Regions from separate parts of the Homo sapiens genome. Here region 1 is linked to region 2. The links are chromatin loops, found by intact Hi-C in ENCODE. Cell type or tissue: upper lobe of right lung. All regions are shown on one strand. Links, peaks and the distances in the headings refer to the core of each region. The heading gives the core; the rest is flanking DNA.

The links. Peaks named below come from ENCODE experiments on the same cell type or tissue, not always from the same donor. Only the 100,000 strongest peaks of a DNase experiment are listed, where the experiment ranks them.
Region 1: it touches region 2 in a loop (1.8-fold over the local background); 62 of 110 quality-filtered maps call a loop at or near these places.

The regions. Positions count from the first base shown.
Region 1 is chr19:1,120,988-1,126,350 of GRCh38, forward strand. SBNO2 (strawberry notch homolog 2) reads right to left here. Exons shown (of 32, transcript NM_014963.3): 6 at 2,955-3,035; 7 at 2,547-2,652; 8 at 1,907-2,058; 9 at 1,671-1,804; 10 at 1,481-1,571; 11 at 1,152-1,295. Among named protein-coding and RNA genes, the nearest start is that of GPX4, 20 kb to the left of the region's middle. RefSeq lists an enhancer at 1,352-1,855. In upper lobe of right lung, for the core only: no CTCF peak of the experiment used is centred there; DNase peaks (open chromatin) are centred at 1,312, 1,857, 2,214 and 3,052; H3K27ac peaks cover 479 bases.
Region 2 is chr19:1,178,382-1,183,744 of GRCh38, forward strand. No RefSeq gene overlaps it. Among named protein-coding and RNA genes, the nearest start is that of SBNO2, 6.8 kb to the left of the region's middle. RefSeq lists enhancers at 1-202, 1,589-2,104, 5,212-5,261. In upper lobe of right lung, for the core only: a CTCF peak has its summit at 2,212; DNase peaks (open chromatin) are centred at 590, 2,270 and 3,370; H3K4me3 peaks cover 819 bases; H3K27ac peaks cover 2,778 bases.

The DNA.
Region 1 (5,363 bases), core at 248-5,247, 57 kb before region 2:
TTCAAGCGATTCTCCTGCCTCAGCCTCCCGGGTAGCTGGGATTACAGGTGCGCACCACCACGCCCAGCTAACTTTTGTATTTTTAGTACAGACGTGGTTTCACCATGTTGTCCAGGTGGTCTCGAACTCCTGACCTCGTGATTCGCCTGCCTCGGCCTCCCAAAGTGCTGGGATTACAAGCGTGAGCCACTGCACCCGGCCAGGTTCTTAATATTTTAAGACGAAAGAAAGCCAAGTTCCAGGAAAGCAGTCTGAGGAAGGAAAACTGGGAGAATACAAATTAAACGGCCGGCCCTGCCGCCACGTAGCAGCTCAGCGAGGTATGATCTCAGGGTTATCGCTATTTCGTAGATTGTTGCACATAGATTGTTCAGCCGGGTGCGAAGACACCAGCAGTCTCCCGTTCTGTTTCTGGCCAGTCTGAATGTTCTGTGTCTCGGCGTTAACTGAACAGCAAAGCCATGGCCATGTCCTGTGCATGAAGTGGATGCTGCAGGCCAACGTCCCTCCCTTATCTGAGCCTGTGCTCCCAACACCCCAACACCCAAGGTGCACCCTGCAGGGCCGAGCACCAGGGCTGAGCCTGGCCAAGGGGTGCCCTGCCGTGCCTTTGCTGCTAACTGTCCTGGGTCTCCTGTGGGGGAGCCCCTCCGAACCGCAGCCTGCCGACGAGAGCCCTGGGATGCTGGGGAGTGAACTGTGCCCACCACACTATCAGCTGGGGTTGGCACCTTCCTGACTTGGGGAGCAGCTCAGTGGCCACCCTCTGCCCACGGCATCATGGCAAACATCAGGACCACATCTATGGTCACTCATCCCACTTATCAGAACCAAGAAACCAAGCCGGAGCCCTGTGGTGAATGATGATGGTCACTTGTGTGGTACCCACAGGGCCAGCCTCCCAGGACCAGAAAAGTCTTCTATCCGGAGTCCTAAACCCTGAGCAAAGCTGGGGGCTGGGTGGCCACATCCAGGGTAGTGAGCTCCAGTGGCCTCCAGCCCTTCCCCAGCCCCACCCCTCCGCTCCTACCCTCTCCCATCCTGCCCTCCTCTCCCCTGACTCCCACCCCTCCTCTCCCACTCCTCCATCCTCCTTTTCCCTCCGACCCCCTAATCCAGCCCTCCCCTCCCGATTGCCCCCAGCAGGATACGACGCCCTCGAAGGCCTCCCCACACCAGTCCAGGATCTGCCGGAGGCGAGTGCGGTGCTGGCCGCCGGCCTGGCTCTCCCCAATCAGGGCGGAGTAGGTGGCGAAGAGGACGCCCTCTGAGGTAGTGGTGTCACCGTACTTGATCTGGGGATGCACAGAACAGGTGTGGAATGGGGCCCCGGCTCAGCAGGCTCTGGACCTGGGTCTCCCTATCTGTAAGGGTGCTGGGCAGAGCCTGCCCTGGCTGCTGGCCCACCCAGCTGAGCAGCCCCCACTTTGCAGGGCACGGTCCCCACCTTGCCCCCTACTTTGCCGAGCACAGCCCCTACCTTGCTGAGCGCGTGCACCGCGATGCCCGTGGCTTCGATGTCCCGCAGGTCGCGCTCCGCATCGTACTTGAGGTCGTTGGAGACGCTGAACCTGCGGGGTGGGGGCGTCAGGCGCGCCCACCCTTCCCCCTCGCCCCCCGCTTCCGCCCCCCACCCCCGCTCCCGCCCCCTGCCCCAGGCAGGGCCTCACCACAATGCTTTCTTCCGGCCGCGCAGGTGGTTCTCCAGGATGACTCCGGCCACCGTCCGGCCTTTGCCCACGCCGGCCCCATCGCCGATGAGAAAGCCCGCGCGCTGCCCGCTGGGGAGCAGGACCTCGTGTTGCTGTTGCCGGAGAGCAGGCGTCAGGGCCTGGGGGTGCTGGCCCGGCCCCTCCCCAGGGGCCTCGCGGACACAGGCTGGGCTGGGTTGGGGACATGCGGTCACCTGGCAGGCGTAGGTGATGGCCTCTAGCTGCAGGGCAGACAGGGCCCCGCTGTCCGAGGGCAGGGCCAGGGTGTAGGTGATGTCTGGGGGTGGGACGCTGGACAGTGTGCTGGTCTCCACCACGCGGTCTGGGTGCTGCTTCCCGATCTTGGCTGGAGGAGCAAGGACGGAGGGCAAGGTAAAGGGTATGGCCAAGGGGTGACCAGGGCCGGTTATGGCACGCTGGGCGGGTCTGGGGCGTGGCCAGAGCTGGCGGGGCAGTTTGGGGGCGTGGCCAGGTCCCGTTGGGCGGGTCATGGGCGTGGCCAGGAATGCCTGGGTGGAGGAGTGGTCAGGGCTGGCCGGGTCGGGGGTGTGGCCGCGGCCTGCTGGGTTGGTTGGGGGCGTGGCCAGCGGCTTGCAGGAGGGGCAAATGCATAAAAATCCTCCCAGTGCCTCTGAGGTTCCTTTCCACTTCTCCCCTCTGCGAACCCCGGTTTTGTATAAGCCTGGATTGTAGAACCTGTCCCCGGGCTCTCCGGCCCTCCCTGAAGCTTCACATTCCCTCTGTGGGCTGTGCGGGCGGTGGTCACCTGCAGGGTCTCGGTCCCACAAAAGGGTTTGAACCTGTCCCAGGGCTGGGTGCAGCCGGGCCACTCACACTTGGACGGCACGTAGTCGGCGTAGGTCTCTGTGTGCCCCAGCTCCTCCGCCTCCTCCTCCTCAGCCTCGTCCTCCTCCTCTGGCTGGCTCTGCACACTCTGCTCCTGCGTGCGTGGCGGGAGCTCAGCGGAGACTGCAGGCCTGAGCGGCCGCGGGCACTGGGCTCCCCCAGGGGCAGGGGCCAGGCTGACCATGGGCAGCTGAGTGACCCAGGGGTGGGAGACGGCTCTGTCTGCCCCTGCAGCAAGGTGCTCCCCCAGGGCCTCCATCTCCTCAGCTATAAAATGGGCACTCCCAGCTTCTAGGCCAGCCAAGCGCTCCCCACAATGGAGATGCCTGTGCTGAGCCCTCTCCTTAGGTCCCATGAGAGGGCAGGGGAGGGAGCTCTCGGCTGGGCCCAGCTCACCTGGTAGCTGACGAGAAGCGGGGTGCTGTGGGAGGGCAGAAAGTCCTCGAAGCCTGCAAACGGCCTGCTGAGCTGGAACAGCTGGAAGGGGAGCAGGATGTCAGCCCGGGCCAGACGGGACAGGTCACAGCTGGTGGGCCCTCGCAGCCTGGCCACCAGAGGGAGGCTCCCCACTGCCCCGTCCTCGCCTCCCCATCCTCGCTCCCCAGGGCCCTGGGTCTTGCTCTCCTGCTGTTCTCAGGGTGACCCTGGTGCCTCCCAAGCCTCCCCAGTGGGCACCTCCCTGGGGCCTAAGGCTCGCTCCTCCTGGCCAGCACCTGGCTGCCTTCTCACTGATGGCCAGTGTGCCTGCCTGGAGTGCCCGGGAGGAAGGTGCCCGGCTAGTTCTGACAGACAACACAGCTTGGTCCCGCGGGAGCTGCCAGGAAGGCTGTGGACAGGGGTCTGACAGGAGAGACCCACTGTGTGCCAGCCCCATGCAGTGCAGGAGGCCCTCGGGGGCCTGGGAGACAAGGGGTTGGGAGCTCCCTGTCGAGGGGGAAGAGGAGACAGAGGCAGTGGGGGCGGGCGGGCCTGGGCCTTGTCCCTCACCCGATGGCTCCCAGCACACAGGGTGGGTGGCCCAGGGCAGCCCTGCACTCTCCAAGAACCCCCGTGGGTGCAGTCCCTGAGGCCCCTCGAGGGCAGCACCTCCTCTGTGAGAGATGGGGCAAGGATGCCTGCCACTGTAGTGACCAGAGAACACATCCCACTGCGGCCCCACCCTGGGGAGAAGGACTGCCCGGAGCCTCATGCAGATTCACCAGGGTGGGCAGTGACACTGTCCTCGGGGAGCTGACCCCAGGCCTTGGCAGACAGGTGTGCTGGGCCTCTGGATGAGTCTGTGGCCCACCCAGGGGTCTCCGAACTGACTGGGCGTGTAAAGCCTGTGAACGGGTGGGTCGGGGGGTGGTGTGGCCCGTCGTCATGCCCACTGTCCAGACGCCAACACTGAGACAGTGTGGACCCCGGGACGGATGGCTGGGGGATGGTAGGGTCCAAACTAGGGTCTGTGTGATTCTGGAATATATCCACTCTTAAAAAGCAAAAATCCTAACAGTAATACGAGCCATAAAAAACGTAAGCATGGTCAGGGTACAGTGGCTCACACCCGTAAATCCCAGCACTTTGGGAGGCCAAGGCCTCCCAGAGTGGAGGTCAGGATTTCGAGACCAGCCTGGCCAGCATGCTGAAACCCCGTCTCTACTAAAGATACAAAAAAAAAAAAATTAGCCAGGTGTGGTGGTGGGCGCCTGTAATCTCAGCTGATCAGGAGGCTGAGGCAGGAGAATCGCTTAAACCCAGGAGGCAGAGGTTGCAGTGAGCTGAGATCACGCCATTGTACTCCAGCCTGGGTGACAGGGCGAGACTCCATCTCAAAAAAAAAAAAAAAAAAAAAGTGAGCGTGGGCCGGGCATGGTGGCTCACGCCTGTAATCCCAGCACTTCGGGAGGCCAAGATAGGTGGATCACCTGAGGTTGGGAGTTCAAGACCAGCCTGACCAAAATGGATAAACCCCATCTCTACTAAAAATACAAAATTAGCCAGGCACGATGGTACATGCCTGTAATCTCAGCTACTAGGGAGGCTGAGGAGGCAGGAGAATCTCTTGAACCTGGGAGGTGGAGGGTGCAGTGAGCTGAGATCGCACCACTGCACTCCAGCCTGGGCGACAAGAGCGAGAGACTCTGTCTTAAAAAAAGAAAAAAAAAAGTGTGAAGAATTGGAAAGGGGAGAATCCCGCCGGGTGCGTGGCTCAGGCCTGTGGGAGGCAGAGGCAGAACGGGCGAGATCTTTTGGGGCCAGGGTTCCAGACCAGCCTGGACAACATGATAAAATCCTATCTCTACAAAAAATACAAAAATTAGCCAGGCGTGGTGTCGTGTGTCTATGGACCCAGCTACTCGAGAGGCTGAGGCAGGAGGATCGCTTTAACCCAGAAGGTCGAGGCTGAAATGGGCTGAGGTTGCGCCACCACACTCCAGCCTGGGCGACAGAGTGAGATCCCGTCTCAAAATAAATAAGTAAATAAATAAATAAGAGCATCTCTTCTAGACCCGGTCCCCCCCTTGAACTCCAACGTCCTGAGACGGGTGAGGTTTCCGCCCAAGCCTGCCTGAGCCCGGGCCGGGTTCTCGGCAGTGTGTGGGAGCCACCAGGCTAGTGATGCTAATGAACTGAGTCCACAGCTTCTGCATTTTCTAACACTAGGAACACTCCTGAGGGTTTTTAAAGAAAGTGGAAGCGTGGCACAGGAAGGTTAGAAACCTATACTCAGTTGCCCTCTCCTTTTTTTTTTAAGTTAACAAAACACAAAAAAACAGACGCCACGCAGGTTCCTGGAAGGCTGAGTCACCATTCCCGGTGGGG
Region 2 (5,363 bases), core at 210-5,209:
AGCAAGACTCTGTCTCAAAAAAAATAATAATAATGATAATAATAATAATAGCAACTAGCTGCTAGGTTGTTCAGACAACTCAATGGACAGACAGTGCCTAATAGAATTTAACCACTACGAATATTTCCAAATGAAATTCTTTTTTTTTTTTTTTTTGAGACGAAGTCTGGCCCTTTCACCCAGGCTGGAGTGCAGGGGCATGAGCTCAACTTAGTGCAACCCCTGCCTCTTGGGTCCAAGTGATTATCTTGCCTCAGCCTCCCAAGTAGCTGGGATTACAGGCACGTGCCACCATGCCCGGCTAATTTTTGTATTTTCAGTAGAGGCAGGGTTTCACCATGTTGACCAGGATGGTCTCGAGCTCTTGACCTCGTGATCCGCCTGCCTTGGCCTCCCATATTGCTGGGATTCCAGGCTTGAGCCACCCTAGGGAAATTCTTGATTTTCCTCGGCCCAGTCCATGGCGTCACTGAAGTGGATGTTCAATGAGAAAATAATAAGGATGAATGCTGCAGTTGGAGTTCAAGAGAGGAGGCATTTTTGACGCCACAGATGGGCAGAGATGGGGTGAGGGCCCTGGCCGGCACCAGCTCTCCTGGCTCAGACTTTGGAAGCCGCCCCCCAGGGGAGACGCTCAACTGGTCAGAGGTGTGGATAGCCCCGTCCCCCAGTAGTCCCACCCCGCAGAGAGCTCTCAGGCTTCCAGCTCTGGCCCAGGCCCAGGTCCTCGGTGCCATGTGAAGGGTGGAGAGCTCTCCTGGGGGACAGAGTTGTACATTTGTGGAGGTTTTCTGGTGGGGCTGTGTTTGACGTCAACACTCTCCTCCCTAAACCCTCCCTCTTCCCCATCCCATACAGGTCCTCCTAAATGTCTTCCCAGCCCCTTCGAGAGAATTGTGGAAGTGGGGTTGCCAGATCAAACACAAGACACCCAGTTAAAATTCAACTGTAGGTACGTGACGAGTACTTTTTGTTGCTGCTGCTGTTGTTGTTCTTGTTGTTTTTGAGACGGAGTCTCGCTCCGTTGACAAGAAGGCTGGAGTGCAGTGGCGCGATCTTGGCTCACTGCAACCTCCACCTCCCGGGTTCAAGTAATTCTCTGCCTCAGCCTCCCGAGTAGCTGGGACTACAGGCACCCGCCGCCACACCCGGCTAATTTTTTGTATTTTTAGTAGAGACGGGGTTCCACCATCCTGGCCAGGCTGGTCTTGAACTCCTGACCTCGTGATCCACCTGCCTCAGCCTCCCAAAGTGCCAGGATTACAGGCGTGAGCCACTGCGCCCAGGCTTTGTTGTTGTTTGAGACTGGGAATCACCCTGTCGCCCAGGCTGGAGTGCAGTGGTATAGTCACAGCCCACTGCAGCCTCTGCCTGCTGCGCTCAAGCAATCCTCCCCAGTCAGCCTCCTAAGTAGCTGGGACTACAGGTATGCACCACCATGCCTGGCCAATTTTTTTACTTTTTATAGAGACGGGGTTTCACCATTTTACCCAGATTAGTCTTGAACTCCTGAGCTCAAGCAGTCCTCCCACCTTGGCCTCCCAAAGTGCTGGGATTACAGGCATGAGCCATCACACCTGGCCCATTTCTTTCTTTCTTTCTTTCTTTCTTTCTTTCTTTCTTTCTTTCTTTCTTTCTTTCTTTCTTTCTCTCTTTCTTTCTCTCTCTCTCTCTATTTCCTTCTTTCTTTCTTTCTCTCTCTCTCTCTTTCTTTCTCTCTCTCTTTCTTTCTTTTTTTTGTAGAGATGGGGTCTTACTGTGTCGCCCAGCCTGGTCTCAAACTCCTGGCCTCAAGCAATCCACCTGCCTCGGCCTCCCAAAATGCTAGGATTACAGGCATGAGCCACTCTGTCCAGCCTGTCTTAATTATTTCAAATTGCAGAAAACTTCAGACAAACATGAAGGTTGTTTGTAAGGACCTTCTTGGGCTGTGCCTCAGTTTCCCCATCTGGGAGATGCCAGCCTGGATTCCCCTCCCGGCCTCAGTGTCTCTCCTGGGCGGCAAGAAGGACCCTGGGACTGTGCCCACTCTGCCGTCCAGGGGGCCGAGGGAGGTGCCCAGGGAGGGGGAGGTGCGTGGTGGTGACGGGCGGCTCCCGCACAGAGCCTCAGACCTGGGCAGGTGAGGCAGGCAGGTGGGTCTGGCCCGGCGCGGCCCGATGCGGGGGCAGGGATGGGATGGAGCCACTTCCTGTTTCTCCACATTCTGGAAAGTCCCTGTGTTCCCAGGCAGAGGGGGCACCTCCTCCCTGCCAGCCCTCCTGGGCGCCGGGCTCCTCACCACTTCTCCTTCCTCCACCCACTTCCCCAGCGGACGGGCCTGGGACCCGCCCCTTCCCCTCCTGCCTCTCTCCTCTTTTCTTTCCCAATCAGGCCCTTCCTGGTGTGCAGAAGGGAAAGCTGATTCCACAGCAGCTGGGCCTGCCCGACCCAGGAGGCTACATCTGTCACCCCTCTGTCTGTCTCTGTCTCTGTCTCTATCTGTCTCTCTGTCTCTCTCTGTCTCTTTCTCTGTCTCCTTGTCTGTCTGTCTCTCTGTCTCCATGTCTCTCTGTCTCTCTGTCTTCGTCTCTCTGTTTCTGGCTCTCTTTGTCTCTCTGTGTCTCAGTTTATTTCTGTCTCTTTCTGTGTCTCTTTGTCTGTGTCTCTGTGTCCCTCTGTCTCTGTTTCTCTGGCTCTGGCTCTGTGTCCCTGTCTGTTTCTTTTTTTTTTTTTTTTTTTTTTTTTTGAGAGAGTCTCGCTCTGTCCCCCAGGCTGGGGTGCAATGGCGCGATCTCGGCTCACTGCAAGCTCCGCCTCCCGGGTTCACGCCATTCTCCTGCCTCAGCCTCCCAAGTAGCTGGGAGTACAGGTGCCCGCCACCACGCCCGGCTAATTTTTTTTTTTGCATTTTTTAGTAGGGACGGGGTTTCACCGTGTTAGCCAGGATGGTCTCGATCTCCTGACCTCGTGATCCGCCCGCCTCAGCCTCCCAAAGTGCTGGGATTACAGGCGTGAGCCACCGCTCCCGGCCTGTCTCTCTGTTTCTCTGTCTCTCTCTTTGTCTCTGTCTCTCTGTCTCTGTCTCTGTGTCCCTCTGTCTCTCTGTTTGTCTCTCTCTGTGTCTGTCTCTGTCTCCGTGTCTCTCTGTCTCTGTCTTTGTCTCCCTGTCTCTGTCTCTGGATCCCTCTGTCTGTTTCTCTAGCTCTCTCTTTGTCTCTGTCTCTGTTTCTCTATCTCTGTCTATCTCTGTCTCAGTCCCTTCTTTTGCCACCATCCCCCTCCCGTGGCCGCCCTCACGTGTCAGCACCATACCCTCCCTGTGGTCAGGGCCACCTGCTCCAGGGTGTCCTCAGGTCGGTGCTGGCCGGCGTGTTCCCGGGCCCTGCAGCCACCTGCTTGACCAGGGCCAGGCCCAGAGTGAGATCCTACCAGGCCAGGTCGGGGCAGCCTCTGTGCCAAGACAACTTTAGGGAACAACAAACCTGTCTGACGGGTTTGAGATTCCACATGGGACAGGCTTTCTCACCTCCGCACTGACGCTAGGACAGCTGGGTTGAAGGGGCCCAGTGACACCCCTGACATAGCACCTCAGGCTGGGTACAGGCTGCAGCAGCCTAGTCTGGGTCAGGGCTGTGTCCTGAGGTTGGGGCACCCAGGGCAGGCTGGGTGAAGGAAGATCAGCAATCTGCCGGTCGCCCTGTGCAGGGAGGATAAACAGGGAGAAGGCACTGCACATGCAAAGTCTCAGCGGGGACAAAGACTCAGGGGAGAGTGTGCGGGGCCTGGGGTGTGAGGATAGATGGACTGGGAGAGAGAGAGGGGACCCTGGAGGGCCTGGAAGCTAGACGTGGCCTGTATTCTGGGGGCACTAGGGAACCATTGAGGGTTCTGGAGCAACGGAGTGGTACAGTCATGGTGGGGCTAGCGGTGTACTGGATGGGGTGAGGCACAGGGACCGAATTTCAGATCAGAAGGCTCATCTGGTAGTCAGACTGAGGCCGGAGGAGGCTCAACTGCCCCGAGGATGAAGAAAGGAGCCAAACTTGGCCGGGTGCAGTGGCTCACGCCTGTCATCCCAGCACTTTGGGAGGCCAAGGCAGGTGGACTGCCTGAGGTCAGGAGTTTGAGACCAACCTGCCAACACGGTGAAACCCCGTCTCTACTGAATATACAAAAAAATTAGCTGGGGGTGGTGGCGGGCGCCTATAATCCCAGCTACTCGGCAGGCTGAGGCAAGGGAATTGCTTGAAGCAGGGAGGCGGAGGTTGCAGTGAGCCGAGATCGCACCACTGCACTCCACCCTGGGTGACAGAGAGAGCAAGATTCTGTCTCAAAAAAAAAAGAGCCAAACTTTGAACTTCTTTTTTCTTTCTTTCTTTTTTTTTTCTATTTTGAGACAGGGTTTTGCTCTGTCGCCCAGGCTGGAGTGCAGTGGTGTGATCTCGGCTCACAGAACCCTTGAACTCCTTGCCTGGAGCAATCCTCCCTCCTCAGCCTCCAGAGTAGCTGGGATGACAGGCGCACCACTATGCCTGGTTAATTTTAAATTTTGTTGGCCAGGCGCGATGGCTCATGCCTGTAATCCCAGCACTTTGGGAGACCAAGGCGGGTGAGTCACCTGAGATCAGGAGTTCGAGACCAGCCTCACCAACGTGGTGAAACCCTTTCTCTACTAAAAAAAAAAAACAAAAACAAAATTAGCCAGGCATGGTGGCACGCACCCATAATCCCAGCTACTCGGGAGGCTGATGCAGGAGAATCGCTTGAACCCAGGAGGCGGAGGTTGCGGTGAGCCGGGATCGCACCACTGCACTCCAGTCTGGGCGAAAGAGCGAGACTCCGTCTCGACAAACAAACAAACAAACAAACAATAAATAAATAAATAAACCTTGTTTGTAGTGAAGAGGTCTCACTGGGTTACCCAGGCTAATCTTGAACTCCTGGCTTCAAGTGAGCTTCCCACCTCGGTCTCCCAAAGTGCTGAGATGACAGGTGTGAGCCGCTGCACCCGGCCTGAACTTCCTATCAGGTGCTCATTATGAGCCAGGATTGAGCTACAGAAAATGCGAGGGAGGGGAGACGGCCCCCAGGATGCCCCCAAACCGGTACTCTGCACCCCCTGGGCCCACATCTAAGGACGACAAGGCAGAGGCCTCAAATGCCAGGTCCTGTGGCTTTGTCCCCGGGGCGGTGGGGAGCCACGGGCAGAAGTAGGGCACCAGAGGAGATTGCTCTGCCAGGGCTGGGGCCAGAGCAAAGGGCCGGGGGCAGGGCAGGGGCGTTGGATCGTTGGATGGGGCTGCAAGGTGGGGAGGGCAGGTTGGGGCCATGTATTCATCCGAGATGAATTTCTCAGTGCCACCCAGGGCCAGGCCCCACTT